Regions from separate parts of the Homo sapiens genome. Here regions 1 and 2 are each linked to region 3. The links are chromatin contacts, found by Hi-C or POLR2A ChIA-PET in ENCODE. All regions are on one chromosome and are shown on one strand. Each heading gives the region's core, a stretch centred on a gene start or an enhancer-like site at or near the end of the contact. The rest is flanking DNA. Distances are from core to core; before and after follow the strand shown. Region 1 has its middle 36 kb from the start of LINC02416. Region 2 overlaps VDR (vitamin D receptor). Region 3 overlaps SLC38A1 (solute carrier family 38 member 1).

Region 1 (4,046 bases), core at 244-2,743, 1.1 Mb after region 3:
AGGCTAAAGCAACTCTATCTTGGTTGCTAATCATGTTGACAAAGCAAGGATGTGTCTTATTTATTTTTGTGCTCTTCTCACCCATCCCAGAGAGGAGAAAGTGTGGAGCACATAGTAAATCTTCAGAACATGTTTGATGTTGGATTGAATAATCTGCTTTATTTTATCATCTAATAACTCCTTAGTTAGATTAGACGGATGGCTGGTGAAAAAGTGTTTGGACTGATACTGTATTTATCTGCTCAGAATAAAAATATCTTACAAAAATCTATTATGTGTTTATGAAAGAAAGCCATCAAAATGTTAACAATAGTGGGATTGTCAAACTTCCAGATTTTCTGCACTTTACATATATAACTTTTGTAATTAAAAAATAGTTGATTTCCAGCCTGGCCAACATGCTGAACCCCCGTCTCTACTAAAAATACAAAAAATAGCAGGACGTGGTGGCACGAGCCTATAATCCCAGCTACTTGGGAGGCTGAGGCAGGAGAATCGCTTGAACCCAGGAGGCAGAGGTTGCAGTGAGCCGAGATTGTGCCACTGCACTCCAGCCTGGGTGACAGAGCAAGACACTGTTTCAAAAATAAATAAATAAATAAATAAATAAGGTTGATTTTAAAAATCTACTTAGAAAGCAGAGATTTAATTAAATATTATGGCTTTTCAATAATTTTTGTTGTGTACTATGCTCTCCCCAAACCAGTAGCCTAATAAAATTGAGTTTGAAAGTCCTCCATAAATTAACATGTTCTAATAATTCTATAAGAAAGAATGGAGATACAATATTTGATCTAGAAAGTGGATATCCAATGATCATCTGAGCAAGGAACACCATCCTCCTTAAAGTAAACAGCACACAGCTGTTTCCATCATGCTGACTGTAAGAAGATTATCATACTCAGAAAAGAAATTCCAGGAAACTGCGTTCCAATTAACATGGAAATGAATCCACAAAATAAATATGTATCCAGAGTTTATGCAATCCCAGGGTACAATGGAGACAGATGCAGATTGATCTAATCTGGTTGCATTAGGAATAAGAATGTTTGTTGGGGAACATTGTGTGGAAAGTTGACATTTGGTTCAATCAGGAAGGCCAAAGTAGAAATTATGAAAGCAATTTCCTTTGTCCAGTTAAATTAGGCATTCAAATAACAGGCTACTCTTTGACCTTCCTGGGAAAGGTCAGGATGGCATCGAATGGTCATTAAATAAATAGCAGGCCTGTTCTTGTAAATACTTTGTGAGACTTTAGGAAAACATATTCTGGATTGAAAATCAGCCAAAAAAGATCTGCAAGAATTTCTCTAACATATTTTTATTGCTTCTATTTATCCATTTTTAATTTGGAGAAATAGTAAGTACTGGTAAAAGCACAAGAACAAACTGAATATGGGGTCTATTGAACAAAATTAAGAGGTCACTTTTCTGCCACTTGCTAATATGTGCTGCAGCTGCTAAAAAAAGGAAGTTTTGTTGTTTGTTTGTTTTGGTTTTGGTTTTGGTTTTGAGACGGAGTTTCGCTCTTTTGCCCAGGCTGGAGTGCAATGGCGTGATCTCGCCTCACTGCCACCTCCTCCTCCCGGGTTCAATTGATTCTCCTGCCTCAGCCTCCCAAGTGGCTGGGATTATTGGCAGGTGCCACCATGCCTGGCTAATTTTTGTATTTTTAGTACAGACGGGGTTTCACCACGTTGGCCAGGCTGGTCTTGAACTCCTGTCCTCAGGTGACCTGCCCGCCTTGGCCTCCCGAAGTGCTGGGATTACAGGCGTGAGCCACCGCACCCAGCCAGAAAGAAGGTTTTTTGAAAAATAGCTCCTGTGGATGTCTCCCCAAGGCTCCACTTGATATAGCTAAGGAGAATTCCTGGCATGTATCATAAGATATATGGTTTCTTAATTAGATGGGTGACTTGCAGGACTAGAATTTAAGAACACTCTTCATGCTGCCTTAGGTTATAATTCCCAGCTTGCATTACAGCAATGGACATGCTGTTAATATTTTCTCCAACAGTCCAAACTGCAAGTATATGAAGTTAAATCAAATCTCTTTTCTTGTCCATTAAAGTTCAAGTTGCCATAATAAAAGCTGGCAAGTTGTTTTTATAAACACTAAATTAATAGAACAGATTTTGGCTGGGCACAGTGACTCATGCCTGTAATCCCAGCACTTTGGGAGGCTGATACAGGAGGATCACTCAAGTTCAGGAGTTCAAGACCAGCCTGGGCATCACAGGGAGACCTCGTCTCTATTAAAAATAAAAATAAAGACAACTAGCCTGGCTTGGTGGTGTGTGCCTGTGGTCCCAGCTACTTGGGAGGCTGAGGTGGGAGGATCCCTTGAGCCCAGGAGTTGCAGTGAGCTATGATTGCACCACTGCACTCCAGCCTGGGTAACAGAGCAAGACCTTGTCTCAGAAAACAAAACAAAAAATAAATAGAACAGATTTTAAAGTTATTTTTATATTATTCATACATCTTTTTTGCCCCTATCTTCTCATTCAGATTCAGATTTACCCAACATTTGCTATGTGTCAAGCTCCATGCTGGAGGATTTCATATTAAATTTACCATTATTTAGCCTTATAATTAGAGGTGGTTCAAAGACAAAGCCTGAATTAGGTGTTTTGATTCAAAATCATGGGTCCTTCAAAATATCAGTGGATTAGATTATTATCCTCGTGTAACTAAGATAATACAAGAAATATTTGGAGTCATATTTTAATGTGTTATCATTATTGTTATTGTAGAAGTAGTGTATATGCATCCATAATTTTTAAAATTTAAACAAAACGTAATTCCGTAAGTGAAAAGTAAAAGTTGTCCATCTTTTTCCTTCCCTACTCCCAGTTTTTCTCTACTGAAATACAGTACATTGTAAAAATGGCCATAATATTCTGTAGTTTCTCCCATTAAGAGGTAGAGTTGGCCGGGTGCTGTGGCTCACACCTGTAATACCAGCACTTTGGGAAGTCCAGCTGGGTGGATCACCTGAGGTCAGGAGTTCGAGACCAACCTGGCCAACATGGAGAAACCCTGTCTCTACTAAAAAATACAAAAATTAGTTAGGTGAGGTGGCATGCACCTGTAGTCCCAGCTACTCAGGAGGCTGAGGCAGGAGAATCGCTGGAACCCGGGAGGTGGAGGTTGCAGTGAGCCGAGATTTGCCACTGCACTCCAGCCTGGGCCACAGAGCAAGACTTCTTCTCACCAAAAAAAAAAAAAAAAAAAGGGTAGAGTCACCTTGAATCTGGGATGGCCTTGCCACATGCTTTGGTCAATAGAATACCACAGAACTGGCATTGAATGAGTTCCAAGCGTAGGCCCCAAGAGGCCTTGCAGCTTCCTATATTGTGTTCAAAGAGCACACTCTTTGAATAATGCCGTCACCATGTGACCACGCCCAGGATTGCCTGCTGGAAGGTGAGAAACCACATAAAGTACAGATGAGGGATCTCAGTTGAGACCCCTCAACCAGCCAAACCCCAGCCAACCTGGCCAGAACTGCTTGGATGAACCCAGCCTAACTTAATGGACTGAAGAATCATGAGATAAAAAAAAAAAAAAGGTTGTTATATTAAGCCACTAAGTTTTGGGGTAATTTGTTATGCAGCAGAAGCTAAATGATACAAGAGGTGACCATTTGAACAATTTCTGGCATTTGCAGACCATAAGGACACAAGAACAGCTATAACTCCATAGAATAATGAAATGATAAAGGAGAGAACCTGTACTATGAGCCTAACATGAACCTAGGGTAGGTAGAACTAGAAGACCATCATTAAGGAAATAAAAGGGAAGATGGAGAGAGTAGAGAGAGACAAAGTAAGGAAGGGGTTTTGGTTTTGTACAAACATGTAAATTCAAGCCTTCCTGCTTAAAAACTTCTCAGGCACAATACTTATGTGTTTGCTGTCAATCTAAGCAGATTTTTGTTGCCTCACCTTCTCAACTGGACAGAATTGCAGTGTGGATGGGCCTATTGTCTGGTTACCAGCAAAGAGAAATCTCATGATTGTGTTTGTAGGTTGAATTGGTATTAT
Region 2 (4,130 bases), core at 1,120-3,619, 1.7 Mb after region 3:
TAAATATATAAATACATATTTAATGTATATATTAAATTTTAGCAGCTACATATACATTAAAGTTTAGCAAGTATAAATATATACCTATATATAAAGAGAGAAGCACTTTCAGAAAGAGAACAAAGATCATTGCAGCGATAGCAAAGACACAGAATCAACCCAGGTGCCCATCAACTCTGGACTAGATAAAGAAAATACAGTATATGTGTGTGTGTGTGTATATATATATATATACACACACATATACTGTCCTTTTTACACACGTATACTGTCCTTTTTACACACATACACTGTCCTTTTTCCTTTGCAGCAACATGGATACAGCTGGAGACCATTATCCTAAGGAAACAAAGCCAGAAACAGAAAACAAAATAGCACATGTTCTCACTTATAAGTGGGAACTAAACATCATGTACATATGGACATAAAGATGAGAACAATGGACACTGGGAATACAAGTGGACAGGGGCAGGGGCTGAAAAACAACCTATTGAGTACTATGCTCGCTACCTGGGAGACAATTCATTCATACTCAAAACCTCAGTATCTTGCAATATACCTTTGTAACAAACCTGCACAGGTACCCCCTGAACCTATAAGAAAAGTTCAGAAAAAAAGAACAAAGGAATGATTAACAGAAACCTTTGGAGAGATGAGATCGGGGAGGGGTGTGCATTATATAGTAGCAGTATTCTATTTTTTGAGTAGTGAGCATATGGTATCTTCTTCTTATTATTATTAGCAAAACACTACATCTATGTTTTGTATATCTGTGTTTGCATGCCCTTCTGAATATACAAAACGTTTCATAATTTAAAAAACAATTAAAAATAGAAAAAGTGCTTGTGGATCTATCAACATTGTCCCCAAAGACCATCCCAAGTCCAAGCTGATGCCTGCAGGTTTTAGAACATAGCACACATTCAAGATGTGGCCAGCATCCCGGAGGCCCAATATCATTGTGGGGTAATAGGGGAAACTGTCCAGGATGCTTGTGGCTTAACCCTGGGTCAGCTGAGATGCTGCAGCTCCGAGTCATCGTGGTGTTGCTACAGAGTCTGGGTCATCCAGGCTCCCAAGTATCCGGTGGATTTCGTGGAAAACAGAGAAATCAAATGGGGGGTAGGAAGGAATATCTGTTAAATCAGTCAACACATGTTCAGCATCACATGGACTCATTTGGAGATGCTATGATGCAAGCGAGTGGAACAACATACTACCACAGCACAGCAACGGGGCAGTCCTGCAATGGGGTGGGGTGCTGCCTTGACATCAGGAAGTCTCTATGCTGGGGGTGAAGGCTGGAAAGGCTGGATCAAGCAGCCAGAGGCCCACAGTGAATGAGACCATTTCAGGGGAGCTGACAGAAGACCCAACCCTGCTTGAGGTTATTTGCTGCTATCAAGAAGCCAGCGCCCAGGACCAGAGTCCACATGTGGAGATGTCCAAGCCTCTGTGGCTTGAGAGCTGAAAGTCCCAGGAATGACAGGCAGAGACTAAAGAAGGCAGCAAAGAGAAAGAGGAGATGGGGGCTGGATAGGAAACATCAGACGCACAGGAGAGCCCAGCCAGGGTCGTGGCTGGAGCCAGCAAGCCCCATCTCCTGAGCCCTTCTCTGAACTCCCACCCGCACCCCACACACTCATGCATCTCAGTTGCAGACTCTGCTGGCCCGGGACCCACCTTGCAAAATCCTGGGTGGTATCCCTTCCTTCCCCTGCCCACCACCTTCTTATGCCCCTCCCCCCCACCCCGCCCCTTGAAAACAGAAAGCCAGGGAAGTTGCGGCTGATGAGGAAACACCTACCTGAAGGAGCAGGGGGCAGGTAAGTGGAGCCCAGGGGTGCTCTTCTGTGAGGTCTCACAGACACTTCAGACCCAAAGGCTTCTGAAATGAAGAAGGGGAAACCTTTTATCTAAGGCGGAGCGCTGACCGCCTCCCCAGTCTCTAAGGAAGTGGGCACGAGAGGCTCTTTCCAGGGACTTTAGTCCCCAGATCAGTGACTGCAAACAGAAGTGGCTTGTTGGGAGCAGGCATGCCATGTCATCGCTGGCAGGGGTGTGGGGGTGGCGGCTGGGCAGCAGCCAGGATGGCCCTCCCTCGAGGCAGGGAGTAGCAGGAGCAGTGGGAAGCGGTGGCGGCAACCAGCCCCAGGCAGAAGGAAACAGCCTCCCGCCTAGGCACTCCTTCTCCTCTCACAGCCCAGGGTGTCAGGAGGGAGGAAGGGCCTTTTCGTTAGGGAGACCCACACTCTCACTACCCCCTCCATCTCCAGATTGTAGGCAGCTCAGGAAGCAGAGCAACTGGGCCATGTGTCCTGCTGCTAAGAGCGGGAAGACGGCTGCCCCAGGCAGGGCAGAGGAGGTGCCGCACAGGAGCTGGGAATGGGGCAGGCTTGGATGGCAGCCCACAGCCTTGGCCTCTTGGGACAGCTTCAAAGGCAGGTGTCTGAGATCTCCTGTCTGTGGAGACCGGGTGTAGGCGGAGCAGGTGTTGCAGGGGTTAAATACAGCAAAGCATTGCTTTCAAACAGGATGTTTTCTGCCACTTTTAGCTCTTCCCCAGACATGCTCAACACCCCCAGCTGCAGTAGGGTTGACTCTGCTGCCCAGACTCTGGATCTTAGCAGCTGGCTGGGGGGCCAGCAAGGAGGGATGGGCAGAATAGTATCCTTTCCACTTCCACTCACACCCGGCCCTACTTGTCCACCTGCAGACATAGACAAACAGACAGACACACACACACACAAACACACAAACACACACTTCTTTCCTTCTCTGATGCCAACAGGAGGTGACCCTGGCAAAGGCCTTTAAGTCAGACCCCAGATGGGGTATGTCTAGACCCCAGCTTTTGTCTTTCTTTGGAGACCTCTGTCTTCCAGTGGCCTAAGCAGGGAAGGGGGAGAGCTCAAGGGGCTTCCAAGACCTGGGCCCGGTCCTAGAACTGTGAGCCGACTGAGGCCACTTGCCACCCCCTCCAGTACTGCCAGCTCCCAGGGAGCATCTGAGGAAAACACTAGTGGACAATGAGCCAAGATAACCTAAGCTGGGCTGGCCCACCCCCACAAGAAGCATGGGCAGTGGGAGGTGTCTGCTGAGGACAGGCATGCTGCCACGTACCCCCAACCCAGGCCCTCCTTTGCCCCCTCTGCTCCTACTGCCCAAGTCCTTCCCAGCTGACCACGCTCTGCAGGGTTCCTCCTCTGGCCTTATTGATTCCTCAGGCTCCTTTCCTGGTGCTCAGGAAGGTGAGGTGGGGACCGGGTGGATGCAGAAAGGAGCACTGCTTTCCTATCCTCAATCCCTGTGGTTTTCAGAGGTCAGAGGTGACATCCAGATAGACAACCACCCTGGAACTTAAAAAAAATGTTTCCGGAGTATTTACTACATGCCAGGCCTGCTAAGCTCTGCATACATTATTTCATTTAGCCCTCACAACAGTTCTGTGAGGCAGGGAGCAGTCCTACTTGTAGCAAAGCCAAATTTCAGAGCACTCTGAGTGACTTACCCAGGGTCCCACAGCTAGGCAAGTGGTGGTTCCTGGGGCCAAATGAGGACAGGCTGATTGTAGTGCCCAACTGGGTCCTTTTGCAATGACAATCATCAGAGCAGATGCCTACTGCTCCGCACTGGGCCCTGCTCCATGGTTTTCCTGTGTCCTCACTCACTTCACTCTCATAAGAGCCTCCTCCAGTGGGTACTTTATTGCCCCTATCTTAGGGGTGGAAACTGAGGCGCAGGGAAGGTGATTGTCTTTGGAGCTGGATTTGAATCTAGGTAGCTTAGCTCTGAGTCATTTCTGCAACCCTAAGCCGTGGACACCTTTCACTTCCACTAAGTCAGGAGCAATGCAGAGAACAATCCCCAGGTCATGAGGGAAGAACCTGGGGATTGTTCTTTTCCTTCCAAGGATCCCCAGGCCAAGGGATGGCAGGCCTCAGCCAGGTTCCATCCACTTTCTGTCACCCAGCCCCTCTCATCTGGGAAAATCCCATTCAATAGATGGGCCTCTCCTCCTCACTCGACTTTCCAATAGTGGACGGTCCTTTTAGGAGAGATATCCTAGATTCAGCCTCTAAGTCCAAGTGCAAGCCTATAGGAAAGTGGGGCAAAGACATAAGGTGGAA
Region 3 (4,200 bases), core at 790-3,289:
ATGCCAATGGAAGACTTAAGTGGTGAGGAAAGAGACACAGAAGAAGAATCCTGGCCAGGCGCGGTGGCTCACACCTGTAATCCCAGCACTTTGGGAGGCAGAGGTGGGCAGATTGCCTGAGCTCAGGAGTTCGCGACCAGCCTGGATAACATGGTGAAACCCCGTATCTACGTTATCTACTAAAATACAAAAAATGACCTGGGCATAGCGGCGTATGCCTGTGGTCCCAGCTACTCGGGAGGCTGAGGCAGGAGAATTGCTTGAACCCGGGAGGCGGAGGTTGCAGTGAGCTGAGATCATGTCACTGCACTGCAGCCTGGGTGACAGAGTGAGATGCCGTTTCAAAAAAAAAAAATCCTTTGTTTAATGAGAGCTCAGATGGAAAGAGGCAGGCCCAAAAGCAAAGAGACAGGGACAAGGTGTTCTGAGTCCCTAAATTCATATGAAAATGTTAAATATTTTGAAAAATTCAAAATGATCTTTTATATGAAAATGGGTTTTGTCAAGCTCTTTAATTTACCTTAAGGGATTCAATATAATTAATAAAACACTTTACTGATCATTAATAGTACCAAATGTTGGGGTATTCATTATATATCAGGCCCTTTCTAAGCACTTTTTAAAATACTTCACTTATGAGTAGTACTATTACTATCCTTATTTTACAGATAAGGTAAATAAGGTAACAAGGAGGTTAAGTATTTTGTCTAAGGTCACACAGCTAGTGTCAGAGCACTCAAACCCTGGTAGTATGACTCCAAAGTCCCTACCCATCACGTTGCATTGTCTATCAAAGTCAAACATCCAGAGTGGAATAACACTGTAAAAAATAAGACCAAACAAAAATCTTAGAATGAAATACATTGAAATGTTAATGGAGCTTGTCTAAGGTGAGCCTGAACACTCCGAACAGAGAGACTTTGCGTGTTTTCTTTATACTTTATTTCATTTATTTTATGCATTTTCAAAATGGTTTAATGGTTATCTTAGTTTTACAATAAAAATATAAAGAACTTTTCAAGTGACAGTATTATTATTTTAACCCCTTTTTAGGGGAGAGTTGCATTTGTTTAAGTCTTAAGCTCATTAATAGAATCCCTGTTTGATTAAGGAGCTCACAAAATACTTACAGAAAGGAGTAGAAACATAATTATTCAGTCCTAAAGTGGACTTCTTAGTCACTAAATTCTGATCAAATTTCAAAATTCTGAGGGTCAGAAGACCAGCACACGGTGACCTTGTAGCATGTGATCATGTATAATGCTTACAAATTAGATTAGGGAATTAAACGGGTGGTTTTAAAAGGCCAGGCAGGAAACAGGTGGAGAGCAATTATTTGTACCGTTCTTTCCATTTCTTTCCTTGTAGGTAAATCTAAGCTCTGTGGTGCAAAGCTTTTCTTAAACTAGCCTCACTGTCAGTTAGGTATTTTGTTTTGTCTAGAAAAATAAATATGCATTGCTGATGGCCAATTCAAATAGTATCTAATATAATCCTCAAAAGAAAGAGGAATCTAAAAGAAGTATCCCAGTAAAAATAGAATTTTAGTTTAGTTGGTTCTTTGTAAAAAAGTTAAAGGGAGGTCTGAGCTTAAATGAGGATGTTGTACCAGTGAGAAAGAGCGCCATGTACCACTACCACTTCCTGTTTTTAACCTATAGTGGGTAGAGGGCTGTGGGTTTTGTGGGCACTCCATTTATAACTCTTGACACTCTTGATGTGTCCTCGTTCCTCTTTTCCCACTCCACAAGGACAAGTCGTTTCCCTTCTCCTCAAACCTAGATCCCTACTCTTTATCATATTCTAAAGATGTTAACTCTTGAGTGACAGAAAAATCCCATGTGACTGTTGAAGTAAAGGAATATGCTGTTCTCGGTGGGTATTTGGGACTTTTGTTCCGGTAGAAAGGTGGATTGGGGGCTTCATTCATATTTTCCCATTCTGTTTTTGTGGTAACAAGACACATTTAAGGAGAAATAGGCGGTTTAAGAGGAGCACCCAATGGACTTGTTGCTCTCCTCCCCACAGATGTCAGTCATCTTGGGCAAGTTGCTTAGCCTCCGTTAATTTTAGTTTTGTAGTCGCCCAATGGGTTCACCTTGCCTGCTGCCTAGACAGAACCACTTTATTGAGACAGGGGAATTGCAATGGAGAAAGAGTAAGTCATGCAGAGTCAGCTGTGTGGGAGACCGGAGTTTTATTATTACTCAAATCAGTCTCCCAGAGCATTCGGGGATCAGAGTTCTTAAAGATAATTTGGCAGCTAGGGGCTTGGGAAGTGGGGAGTGATGATTGGTTAAGTTGGATATGAAATCATAGGGGGGTGAAGTAAGATTTTCTTGCTGTCTTCTGTTCCTGGGTGCAATGGCAGAACTGGTTGGGCGAGATTACCAGTCTGGGTGGTGTCAGCTGATACATGGAGTACAGCTCTGCAAAATATCTCAAGCACTGATCTTAGGTTTTACAATAATGATGTTACCCCGAGGAGCAATTTGGGGAGGTTCAGACTCTTGGAGCCAGAGGCTGCATGACCCCTAAACTGTAATTTCTAATCGTGTAGTTAATTTGTTAGTCCTGCAAAGGCAGACTGGACCCCAGGCAAGAAGGGGGTCTTTTTGGAAAAGGGCTGTTACCAATTTTGTTTCAGTCAAACCATGAACTGAATTCCTTCCCAAAGTTAGTTCGGCCTATGCCCAGGAATGAACAAGGACAGCTTAAGGGTTAGAAGCAAGATAGAGTTGGTTAGGTCTGATTTCTTTCACTGTCATAATTTCCTTGGTTATAATTTTGCAAAGGCAGTTTCAGTTTCTTTATCTATAAAATGGGGGTAATTAACAGGGTTGTTATAAAGATCTCATGGAACAATGTACACTTTACAACTATCTTTTCTTTTTTAAAGTCCTTTATAAAATTAAAAGTCAATCTTACCTAGCCAGCCACACAAAAGGAGGCTGCGGGTGGCTTTGGTCTGCAGGCTGTCCCTTGCTGACCCCTGATATAGATGCAGATCTTTGAAATCATGTGCCTGACATAAGGTAAAGTCTGTGGCCAGAGAACAAAGCAAAACTAACTGGCCCACAAAGGAGTAGTTTTCTAATTAAACCAACTACCACTCTGTGAGTAATAAAAGTTCAAGCTAACCTTGAAAATCCAACTCTCTGCACCACACTTAACCTGCTCTACTGTGATAACTCCAACCTGGCCTACTGTAAACCAGATGAGTGAGCAGAGAAGGCATTCTACCAATCATGGAGGTAAATAATGCTGTAAAACCATAGCCAGTATAGTTAAGTTGTCTGTTGCAGGCTAAGAAAAATACACTGTACCAAAACAGAGATCACACTGCTGTCCTTGGATAGGACCAAGGCACCTGAGGCAACTCAGCATAAATAGGACTGAGTGAACTCAGGGTATACACTCTAGCGCATGTGCGCGCACACACACACGCACACACACCCCTACCTTTCTGGGGCTAAGAGAATTGAATTCTTAGAACCCCCTTATCAGATGCATCACAGACGACTCATAAACTAGCAATAGCTGCTCAACTTCTAAAAACAATGAGTGGGACTCATCTCCTACACATGCCAACTATTTCTGTTTACAAAATAGGCACTCATTGTTAACGCAATGCTAACCACTTTCCCATTTCCCTATTTCTGAAAAGCTTCTTAATCCAGTGGATTTCAATAGAGTTCAATGGCACTGCCACTGTCCCTTTTCCATGTATTTCAAATGTTGGCAAGCCTGAATGTGCCATTTCTCCCTCTCCCGGGTTATTACTCCCAAACAACAGACTCTGATGTCAATGATTTTTGCTGCCAGCCAAAGGACAATTTTCTCTTCAAATCATTTCTAAGGAACTGTGACTATAACTCAAAGAATTCTAAAAACAAGAAACTGATTGGCAAGAGGAAAGATGAATGTGACTAGTCCGATGGACCTCCTAGGATCATCCGGAAGAGTAGGGTTTCCTTATTGACTTCCTCTTAACTGCTCTGTCTTTAGATCACAAGATCCAGTTTGGTATTTCCTAAGGAGGCAAAGAACTGCTCACTTAGGAATGCACAGAGGAGATGACTTACCATTTATAAGGAATAACTTGATAAATAGCACACAGACCATCTTCGTTGCCACTGAGAGCAAAATTATTATCTTGGTAGGTGTCATTCAACCTTTTTGGCATATATGTAAAGTAAT

Evidence for each region. A loop is a pair of places that touch in the nucleus more often than their neighbours do. ChIA-PET counts read pairs that join two places held with the same protein, here RNA polymerase II (POLR2A). Pooled maps may share reads with other maps.
Region 1: a pooled map shows a loop between it and region 3 (8-fold over the local background). The contact joins two enhancer-like sites. A Hi-C loop is called at or near these places in 2 of 37 single-sample maps with no recorded cell type and 3 of 50 pooled maps.
Region 2: a pooled map shows a loop between it and region 3 (7-fold over the local background). The contact joins two enhancer-like sites. A Hi-C loop is called at or near these places in 1 of 37 single-sample maps with no recorded cell type and 7 of 50 pooled maps. POLR2A ChIA-PET finds 5 or more read pairs at or near these places in 1 of 52 experiments (activated CD8-positive, alpha-beta memory T cell).

What each region holds. Positions count from the first base shown.
Region 1 is chr12:47,315,803-47,319,848 of GRCh38, forward strand. No RefSeq gene overlaps it. Among named protein-coding and RNA genes, the nearest start is that of LINC02416, 36 kb to the right of the region's middle. Within about 2 kb of position 1,494, at least 4 of the 41 ENCODE cell types and tissues checked have a DNase peak (open chromatin) inside an H3K27ac peak, as active enhancers do.
Region 2 is chr12:47,880,887-47,885,016 of GRCh38, forward strand. It overlaps VDR (vitamin D receptor), which reads right to left. Exons shown (of 10, transcript NM_000376.3): 2 at 1,808-1,888. Among named protein-coding and RNA genes, the nearest start is that of VDR, 22 kb to the right of the region's middle. RefSeq lists enhancers at 1,655-2,167, 2,305-2,414, 2,845-3,034. Within about 2 kb of position 2,370, at least 10 of the 41 ENCODE cell types and tissues checked have a DNase peak (open chromatin) inside an H3K27ac peak, as active enhancers do.
Region 3 is chr12:46,216,517-46,220,716 of GRCh38, forward strand. All of the region lies in intron 5 of SLC38A1 (solute carrier family 38 member 1), which reads right to left. Among named protein-coding and RNA genes, the nearest start is that of SLC38A1, 50 kb to the right of the region's middle. RefSeq lists an enhancer at 1-54 and a silencer at 3,409-3,468. Within about 2 kb of position 2,040, at least 15 of the 41 ENCODE cell types and tissues checked have a DNase peak (open chromatin) inside an H3K27ac peak, as active enhancers do.